Linked DNA regions of Mus musculus: region 1 is linked to region 2. Evidence: chromatin contacts called from ENCODE Hi-C data. All regions are on one chromosome and are shown on one strand. Each heading gives the region's core, a stretch centred on a gene start or an enhancer-like site at or near the end of the contact. The rest is flanking DNA. Distances are from core to core; before and after follow the strand shown. Region 1 holds the start of 4831407H17Rik (RIKEN cDNA 4831407H17 gene). Region 2 holds the start of Cacna1d (calcium channel, voltage-dependent, L type, alpha 1D subunit).

What was found. A loop is a pair of places that touch in the nucleus more often than their neighbours do.
Region 1: a loop to region 2 is called in a map of heart, with 9 times the contacts of the local background. The contact joins the promoter of 4831407H17Rik here to the promoter of Cacna1d in region 2. A Hi-C loop is called at or near these places in 11 of 37 maps with a recorded cell type or tissue (T-helper 17 cell, T-helper 2 cell, heart and 1 more).

Annotation. Positions count from the first base shown.
Region 1 is chr14:30,455,311-30,460,564 of GRCm38, forward strand. It overlaps 4831407H17Rik (RIKEN cDNA 4831407H17 gene), which reads left to right and starts at 2,726. Exons shown (of 4, transcript NR_131095.1): 1 at 2,726-2,806; 2 at 4,632-4,697; 3 at 4,779-5,064. It also overlaps a transcript of Cacna1d not described here.
Region 2 is chr14:30,349,310-30,354,746 of GRCm38, forward strand. It overlaps Cacna1d (calcium channel, voltage-dependent, L type, alpha 1D subunit), which reads right to left and starts at 4,177. Exons shown (of 47, transcript NM_001083616.2): 1 at 3,616-4,177; 2 at 1,331-1,640. The coding sequence starts at 3,682.

The DNA.
Region 1 (5,254 bases), core at 1,476-3,975, 100 kb after region 2:
TGGTAATTTCTATGTTATATGGTAATTTTAACATCCTGAAGAACTGCCAGATTATTTTCCAAAATGGCTACAACATTTTGGGTCGCAATGTATGAGGCTCCAATTTCTCCACATCTTTGTCAGCCCTTACAGTCTGATGCTATCATTATTGTTATTATTGCTGTTATTATAGCCATCCTAGTAGGTGTGAGAATGGTATCTCACCATGATTTATTTCCCCAGTGAGAATTACATATGGTCAAAAATATTAGCTGCTATGATTTTATATATAAATTATATTACACCATAAAATGTAAATGTGTATATTAAATAAAATATCTATTTATATATTACAAATGAGTTTTATCACTTTTAAAATACAGCTTGTAATTGTCCTCTCCATCCTCTCTTACCTGTAGAAGAGTAGGCTCTCTACAAGCAAATGAGCGAATGATAGTTTAAGATAAACAGCCATGTGAAGTGTCTGAAGGTTAGAGAGGGAAACTAGAAATGTTAGAGAAGCTAAAGGCAAAAATAAGTTTCTCAGTCTGTGGTTAAACTCTGGCCACTTGTCAACTAGATCTACGTTTCCAAGAGCAAAGCAGTTCACGTCTTCAGGAATGTTTAACGCAATGTCTTCCTGATTGCGCCCTTCTCTGCTGGGAAGGCAATACAATATTGTCCAAAAGAAACGAGGATTAAGAAACCTGAGTCTGGGCTCTGATTTCACCACTAACTCTGTAACCCTGGAGATCTGCTACTTCCCTGCCCTTGGTATTCTAACAGAGGGAAGGACAGAGCAGGAGAGGGAGGGAGGAAACAGGAGAGAAAGAGACAGAGCGGAGAAGGAAGGAAAGAGGAGAGAGCAGGAGGAGGGAGGGAGGGAGGAAGGGAGGGAGGGAGGGAGGGAACAGCGGGCAGGGAGAGAGAAGGCAAGTGCGGTCAGTCAGATGATTAGGGACTGCACGCTGAAATCTCTTTGCAGCTCTTCCCAGCCAGCGTTTGTATCTGTGCTTGCTAACCTTGTTCATAGCAAACTCCTGTCACATCGGCTTCAGTGAGCAAAGAATAATGCCCCAAATAACCTCCTCTCCTCCTGCAATCTCTGCCCAAGAATTGGCATCCATACATCTGGAGGAGAGGAAGTTTCTATGCCAAGCTCACAGATGGGGATGCATGTTGACTCCCCAAGGACCTCAGGGAAGATGTGCAGAGCAAATGTCCCTTGGAAATCACGACATGAGCCCATAGGTCGGAGGAGCTGTGTTGTTAGAAGATGCAAATAGAAGGCTGCTACCATTCCACACAGTGTACAGTCAGCCAGTGTACATCAAGCAGAGACGAACCAATTGACTAGGAACACAACAGGGCACAAAATGAAGCCCTTGTACTCATAAGGTCTGCAGGCAAGTGGGGAAGGATTTCAATAAAACAAACATGTGTGCAAATGTGTATACATGTAGATGCATTATGTACACATATGTGTGTGTACCTGTGTATGCATCTATATGTGTGTGTGTGTGTGTGTGTGTGTGTGTGTGTGAAAACAGTTAAAGGAACAGAAAGTTGTATTGAGAATATGGAAGAAAAGTTGAAAGCAAGTTGCAATTATGAACAGTGCATGTCAGGTACAGATATAGCTCATTTGACCATGTTACCTAGCATGCCCAAAGCCCTGAGTTCAGTTTTCCTGTATCTCATAAACTAGGTATGTGATATACACCTGTAACTCTAGCACACGGGAGGTGAAGTCAGGAGGATCAGAGGTTCAAGGTCATTCTTGGGCATGTAGCAACTTAGAGACCAGTCTGGAATACATAAGACACTGACTCTAATTAATCAGTGAGAGTGGAGTTGCACTTGATTAACTAAGTCACATATAAACAAAGAACTGAACAACAGGGACAAGAGGCATGTGGAGAAGAGCACTCTAAGCAGGACAGTAAGTGCAGACTGTGAGGTGTGTCTCTGAGATGAGTGAGGAGGTCACTGGGGCTGACTCAGGTCATCAAGGCAGAGACTAGCGGGATGGGTCTGACGGCGTGAGAGCAAAGCGTTGCTCGCAGGATGGACAATGTGTGCGCTTTGGCTTTTATTCTGAGCAATGTGGTGATCTACTGAATGATTCTTAGCAAAGAACGCCATGACTTAACTTGTCTTAAAACAATCTCTAAAGCTAAGTATGTCCATAGAGGTGGTGGCAGAAACTCCCGTCAGCTGTTTATACATTACCCAATGGGCTAGGGAGACGGTTCGATGGATAAGCACGCTGGCTATGGAGACAAGAAAATCTGAATTTGAATCCCTAGCACCCACATAAAAGCTGGCACAGCCATGCCTGTAACTCTAGCACGGGGGCGGGGAGGAGGAAGGGTGGGCAGAGACCGACAGGCTGATCCTGGGAACTCACTGGCCAGCCAGAGTAGCTGAAACAGCAAGCCTTCCTTAGGTTCAGTGAGAGACTTTGTCTCAAAAAATAACCTGGTTGGCCATAGAGTAAGACACCTGAATCCTTCTCCAGCCTGTCTAAATACACACACACACACACACACACACACACACACACACACACACCTTTATATACACTACATCCACACAACACACATGAAAACAGATAGGCTTCCCTAAGCACAAAAAGCATCAAGGAACAAAATGAGGAACTAGGTTCTGAGTGCATTTTGGAAGAAGAGCCAGCAGAATGTGACATAGATGCAATGCAGGGAGTGGGGGTGTGAGGAAGTGAGGCATGGCTGCTAAGTTTCTGAGCCGAGCAACTAGAGAAGCAGCTGTGGGTGGAAGACATTGGAGGCAGGGGGTGACCCCCAAGGTCAGTTCTGGGCATGCTGACTGTGCAGTGCATGTTGGGAAACAGAGAGGAGATGAACAAAAAGTTCTGGAAGTAGAGGGAAAGTCCTTGCTAGGGGTATAAATTTAGGAGTTGATGACGTCATTTCCTGGCTAAGCTCAAGTGTAGGAGTTAATGGCAATGTACAGCATTTAAATCTACAAGCCTGGGGGTGCCTGGGGAGTGCTGGGGAAAAGAGATCCCTCAGCTGAGGGGTAAAGGCTCCCCAACATTAAGAGGATCAGAAGAGAAGGAGGAGGCATGGAAAAAACTGAGAGCTGTACCCCAAGACAGGAGGCATAGGAAAGAGAGGGTGCTCAGAAAGGCAGAAGAAGGAAGTGGGGGCTGTCCCTGATAAAGATGGGAGCTCAAGGTCGTGTGCATAGTGCTGTCATTACAGAGATGTCAGGGGTGGGCAGATGCAAGCAGGTGGCAGTGGATCGATGGCTTCGGGAGCTAGGGCTGAGCACTGGAGTAACACGCAGTGAATCTGGCATATCCTTTGGAGATTAGGAAAATATTCTGGGATTAGAAATTGCTGATGTATCCACAGATTTATGAATGAATGAATGAAAAACCTAGCTGGATGTGGTGGTTCGTCCCTATGAGCCCAACACTCAGGAGGACCATAAAGTTAAGGCTAGCCTGGGCTACAGAAAGAAACCTGTCTCAAAAAAGAAAAAGAAAAAATACTAAGTTGCACGCTTTAGAAAAGTGAGTCTCATGGGACATAAATTAGACCTCTTTTTTAATATGCAAAACAGTGAAGCCTCTGGCTTGACCATGGGATGTAGCTATGTGGATAGCAATGGCAAGAGCTGCTAGTGGTCACTAGCTTGATGAGAAGGAGGGGAGGAGAATGGTGACCTCAGAGCACAGATGTTAACATAACAGCTGGGGTGTAACAACACACGCCTGCTATGCTGAAATGTGTTCCCGGAGGCTTGCAAAAAAGGAGCTCATATCAAACTCACTATTTTGAGACTGGTAAATAAGGGGAGGAAATTATCTTGAGGTTGATAGAGAGATAGAGGAGAGCCATTGGAGAGAGAAAACTTCAGCAAAGAAAACAGTACAAGACAGCCCAGAGATGGGACAAAAGGAGACCTTTGGGAAAGGGGAATTTTCTGGACCAATGCTCTAGTGTGAGCATCAGACAGCTCCCTCAAGCACAGCCAACAGTATGATCTCCCAACAATATTATGCCAGAGAAAGGGATTTCTTAGCAGAGAAAACCTGTCACCTAGTTTGCTACATTCAAGGGATGCCAAGACTCATATGAACCTGCAGTACTTCCCGTGCCTAGGGACTCAGCCTTGAAAAGATTGCTTTCTCTGGGCCATGATTACTCTTTACCAATAACATCTCCACTTCACCTAAAATAATCTACCACAAGGGCCTTTCTGTGATCTTGAAAAACTATGTTTAGCTTTTTAAAGAGGAAATAATACTGAAATCAAAGTCCATAACCCCATTGCCCAGACACCGTTTCTCTTCTCAATAGACATAGTGTAATAAGTAGAAACCTCCCCTACCATGCAGTTTTATTCTCTATAGATAACCACAGCTCTTTATCTTTGAAGCAAAAAAAAAAAAATACACCTCTTATAAATAGTTGAATTAAAATTTATACACAAAGCCAGGATGCTCCAATTCTCTACCTTGCCCCTTACTGTTTCCTATCTTGGCAGTCCTCGCCAGCCCATTTATTTGAATGGTCACGGTGCACTTTTAAAAAGTGCTTTGAACTTTATCGTATCTAAGTCTCATCAAAATACAGTGAGAAAAGAATATCTCTATTTTGCAGACAAGGAAACTGACCCAGAAGGAGATTAAGTGGCCGGTTGGAAGTCTCAAGGGAGCCGAAGTTGAGGTAACGGTAGACGCTGGCTTCCTCTTACTCACTGTACCGCTGCGCCCCCCAGTGGCACTCAAATGACATTTCCGCCCGCAGCTCCACAGTTGCCATACATTGTATCTTCTGCGAGGACACATTTTGTCCTCAGAGTCCTTCAGTTTTTAAGAAACATTTCATCTGAGCTAAGACCATCACACTCTAAGGTAATATGTATCTTTATCCGCTCTTCCATCTGGCAGTTTAAGGAAATCTTATTATAATTTCACTTATCACAACCAGAAAACTCTGAGATGGAGGGGGAGCAGGAGCAGGAGGAGGCGCAGGAGGAGGAGCAGGAGGAGGGGCAGCCGCCTGACACTGCCTAGATGACCGGGAACCAAAGGTAGGACGGCCAAGAGAACCAGAATAGAACCAATATAACTGAAAATAAAGTCAGTGAAATGATTCCTAATGAGGTTCTGCTATACTGGGAGATCAGAGTCTAGCCCAGTTGCCATCAAAGGGGCATCCATCATCAAGCAACTGATGGGGAGCAGATGCAGAAACCCGCATCCAAACATTAGGTGGAGCTT
Region 2 (5,437 bases), core at 2,927-5,426:
GACAAAATAGGCAAGCTAAGACAGAGATCACACAGGCAGCGGCCATGATGAGGACCCCCCACTTTCTAGCTGTCACCCAGCAGTCCTTCACCCTGGCATCTCCCTTCCCTGAGCCTGCTGAGGAAACCTCCTGCTTGCTGCCAGAAATACTCAGAGGGCCTGTCGGCCCGAAACACCCTTCTGGGAAAGTGCAATGCTTTATTCTACCCAGACCAAAGAAGCATATGATTAATTAGAAAGCCTGAGTTCAAGAGAAGGTTCCAGTCAACCTTTCCTAGCGGGTGGCAGGCATTGGAGCCTGGCTCCCAGGTCTGGGGAAGGGAATAAGCAGGTAGAAGCAATATTGTTTTCCAAGATCTGGGGCATGGCGATGACCATCCTGGAGCCAATTAAAGTTCAGTTTTAAAAATGCAGACACTCAGAAATGTAACTTCAGGCCAGTCCAAATGTGTGTGTGTGTGTGTGTGTGTGTGTGTGTGTGTGTGTACATACACAGACATATGCAGCACCTGTCAGTTCCTCCCTGGAGTGCTGCTTTGTCACACACGGGGCTTAGAGGAAGAGACACTCACCAGCCTCCCCTGCATGGCTTCTAGACTTGCTATATGGCTGCATGGCTCTTTTTTAAAGCTTATCAAAAAGAAATTTCAGGAAGTCATAGCATTGATCAGCTAATAATAGTAGTAGTAGTAATAATATCAAAAGTAACTTCTCCCTATAAATCAAATGTTCGCATTTAAAGTTACCTAAACAATTAGAATTAGCAAATAGCAGAGCCAGAAGCAACCTTACACTCACTGTAGCTGTCCAGGCAAATTTCAGTCACTAGAACCAGAAGATTCCACTAAAGGTCATTTCTAGTACAGACTGAAAATAGTCTCCATCTTTTTTTTTTTTTTTTTGTGAATCAGCATACCAAATTTTCAACAAATTAAAATGCATATAACTGCCCCCAAAACAATAACAGCTTCAGACCTATCCAGTGTTCTATGACCAAAGGTCTCGTTCATATTCTAACTCCCTACCACTATGAAGTTGCAATCTTCACTTCCCCCCCCCCACACACACACACAGCACTACATACATACACACACACACACACGCACACACGCACACACACGCACACACACAGGCTAAATATACTCATGGACACACCCTCTGCAAGCTGGGGAGACAGGAAGCCGTAGCCCATGAAGCCCCTTGCCTGCAGTTGCCACCATTGCTCACATTCCAGACTGCTAAGGCTCTGAGAAGTGTCACTGCAGAAAGCAAATCCTTTTGAAGCACAGATGGCAAATGAGAAAGACTTCCCACAGAAAAAAAAGGATACTTCCATTCCACTATACTAATGCAGGCTCTTCGGATGGGGTTATTGAGGGATAAACAGAAAAGGGCACGGGCAGGTCGGCTGTTAGACGAGTTACCCTGTTTTTTGCTCTTGGCGTATTGCTGACGTTTTCTTTGGGAGAGAGATCCTACAGGTGGGGGTGCAGAGGTGCTCATGGTCTGGGCGGCCTTGGCCTGTCTAGCAGCATCGATTGCAGCTTGCCAAGATAGGACAGTTTGCTTGGAGCTGTTGGGCTGAGAAGTTGGTCCTTCACCAGAAATAGGGAGTCTGGTGCCTCTTGCATAGTTTGCCTCTGAGGAGAGGAGAAAAGAGATTATTCCTTTTGGAAAAAAAAAAAAGAAGAAGAAGAAGAAGAAGACTTCAATCCATACTATCTTTTTAAAAAGCAAAAGTGTCTCCCATCTTGCATTTCCCATTTTGAACCTTCTGTCACAAGTAGTGGGGTTTGGCCAGGCAATGCAAAAGTCACCAGAGCTCTACTCTGAGCATCAGTCATGCAGGGCCATTGTTGTGCCACACCTAACCACACTGGTACTCTTCCATACCTGTGTCTTCAAAAGGAATCTTTTAGTGCATCTCTTCTGACAAACTGAGGCCATTCTCACAGTGATCCCGTGTCTTTTCCTGACTTTGAAAACACATGTATCTCTCATGGCTTAACAGATATACACAACTCCCTTTCTCAAAAAGTAATTACCAACACACACACACACACACACACACACACACACACACGCACACACGCGGGCACACGTACACACACACTCAACCAATAATTCAGTAGTTTTAACCACTTTTAGACTATTCCTCCAAAAGCTCTCCATAGCCATATATGCAATTTTTTCTACATGGGAAAAAAAAAAAAAACCTCTTTACTGGCACCAGGCAATACCAAAAGCCCCACAACAAATATCTAGATTATGCATTAACACTTCCTACAAATGAAAATTCATGATGCTTGGGACTCATTTCCTCCACAAGCTTCAGAAAACAGAAAAACATCTTTAAGGCTTTTTTATTATTATTATTGCATTTTAAATTGCAGCAGCAGCAGCCAAGCCAGCATCTAATCGGCCTGCACCCTAAGAGTCAGGGTGCATTATGTCAGGGAACCTCAAGGCCTATGCAATAATTATCTCAGTGTAGAGTAGCATCCAGGTACTCCCAGGGCAAAATACTCAAAAGCGGGCGGGGGAGGGGGGAAGGGGAGGGCATGGGATGGAGGGTGTCCCTTCATGTATAGAGCTCGCCTCACTGTGGGTCTGGTCATTCCTTGGAAGATGGACATTGGGCCACCATCACCTCTGCTGAAGCAGATGTCAAAGTGAGAGTGGTGTCAGAGGTTGGAAATCGGGCGTTTGCAAAACCAATTATCACTAAGTAAAGAGTCAAAGCAAGCACAGGTCTCCTGCCCTACTGTCCTTAAGCCTGGGACAGAGCAAAGCAGGCAGGTGGCACTCAATCTGAGATCAGGGACTAGTTTTGCCAAGCGGTTCCTTTGAGAAGCGCTCACCGGAAAAGGCTTCAAGAAAACCAGGGCTGGGAAATGCTAACGACCTCCATGAAGGGAACCTGGCCAAAAGCACCCCAGCCTTCTTAGACCCGGCCCCCGCTGGTGTGGAAACTGCACGTGGTGAGTTGCAGAGCCCCACAGCGGCAGCAACTCTCTGGGCATTGCTAGGTTACCGACGTGTGCACAGGAGGCACAGGGAGCGGGAATACACGCTCCACCCGACCCTGTTCCCTCAGATCCCAAGACCCGGGGCTTCTCCCATGAGATGATGGGACCAAGCGACCCAAGGGGTAAACCTGGAACAGTCCTAGAATTTTCCTGATGCTACTAAGGACCTTCTTCTTAGTCAACCAGAGGCGCGGGAGATAGGGGGAGGCTGGAAAAAGGGTTCAGGCTGAAGACTAACACCTCCTCTTCCATCGCTCAGGGGCGATGAAAGAGGAAAGTTGAGCCCGAGCACACTGAACCCGGATCACCTCACTCTTGCCCCTTGGCTCCACAGTACTCCACACACACCCAAATGGCCGCCCCCACCCCAGCAAATGCAGAATTAACTGACATTCACGGCCTGAAGAGGAGAACGGAGTAGCTGCCGCGCATCACCCCTTTCTATGTAGATGACACCAAGCCAAAAGCATCATTTCCAACCCCCTCAACCCACCCAACGCATCGGAGATGGGGGGTTGGGGGTGGGAAGAGTAGGATCATGATAGGATGAGGTTTGGCAGCGGGTACCCAAGCTCAGGCTGCTCACCGTTCGCATGGTCCTCTTGGTGCTGCCGTTGATGTTGCATTTTTTTCATCATCATCATCATCATCATCCACGAACATTTATTGAGCGCCTACTGTGTGCAGGGCACTATGCTCAGGGTTAGGGAGGGGGAGGAACGGATATGGGAGGTTACGGATAGGTAGGAGCCGCGGTCCCTGCCCTTATTTTCGCTTCAGCAGGGGGTGGGGAAGGACAGAGACAAATAACCAAAAATAAAGATAATTTATAAAAACCGCCTGCCACCCACGCTCCTTCTTTTTTTTTTGAAAAATGGAGCAAAATAAACTTTTTGTAAAAAATAAAATCAGATGTATATATTATCTTAGTAATATATACATGTAATTTTTTATTTTTTTTATTTTTTTTTACTGCAAAGGAGAATTGGCTTGGTCCCCTCCTCTAGCGGAGGGACACCGTGGTGGTGCCCGCCCGGCCTGCCGGGCCGCTCGGCGCGCCCCCCATGCCGCCCGTCCGCCCGCCCGCCGCGGTGCCCGGTGCCCCGCCGCCGCCGCCGCCGCCCGCGCCGCCGCTGGCTCGGGACCGCGGGCAGCCGGAGCTCACATCCGGGGACGGAGGCGCTCGCCCGCCCGCCCGCCCGCCCGCTCCGCGCCCGCCGCGCCGCGCTGCACGCCGGCTTCGCCCTGGCGACGCTGCGCGCCCGCCGCCGCCGTCCCCCGCCCTCCCCCGCGCGCCCGGGCCTCCCACCGGCCGCGCCGCGCCCCAGCTGCCCGCCTGCGGCCCACGCGCCCCCCGGACTCCACGGCGCGCGACTCGGACGCCGCCACCCCCAGGCTGGCGCGGCTGACCGAGGGTTAAGTGCGCTGCGGCCGCCGACAGCCCGGTTAACCCCCTCGGCGCCGCCGCGCGGGCGCCCCTTCCCCGAGCCAGGCCCGTGGGGCCCCGTGCCTGCTGCTAGGGGCGCCGATGCGCCGCTCCTCTACACGGCGTCCCCAAGCGGAGGCTGCTGGGGTCCCCTGGGGTCCGCTGGGCTGGCTCTGGTGGCCTTCGCACTCTCACACCTGGGGGAGGCCCCGCCCCCCTCCCCCCAGGAACCCAGGTGCCCGCAGGCGATCGCTGCTGCTGCAGCATCAAAGCTCAGGGTTCGAGGGCTCTGCTTGGACTGGACAGGCGTCCCCCAGCTCTTACACCGTTTCTTCCAGTTTAGAGGTGCAAAGAGATGGGGGGCTTGTTCTTTGGGGAGCACTGACTGTCCTCAGAGATCTGCCCTCAGCCCTGAATCCCGTCCTCCCTCCCTTATGCATACGTGGCGGTGGGCTCCCTCCCTCTCGCCATCACCTCCACGTGTATTTGGAGACAGGTACAGAGAAGTAACAGCCAAGGTCTTTCAAACTGCTAGTGTGGAGAGGTAGACTGTGCAGCTCAAATTGATGACTCGTTTAGGAATTAATACTTTTTTTTGTACCTTCTCGGCCTCCTGTTTGTAGTGGGGGAGGTCTACAGGCCCCAGCTCCGTCTGGAGGGGGAAATACTGTATCTAGTGGATGACTGATATTTTTCATTTAGCTTTGTGCTGGCTGTTGGGAAAAGGCGTCTGCTTTGTTACTTTGCAGGATTCGATTTATTTGCCTTTGTTCGGATCTGCTTGTTCCTACGGAGTTTTAGAACGTTTGAGAACAGTGTCTTTAAAGCAAAAGGCTCAGCGTGAATTAAGAAAATAAATGTTTCTGGGAAGGTGCTCCTTGCTCAAAGAGGACACACCGAGCATCTCTGATTGTTGCAGGGGGGATCCACCTGGGAAGAATGACTCTCCAGGGGTCTTCCTGAGAGAGGGGTGTCTAGTTAG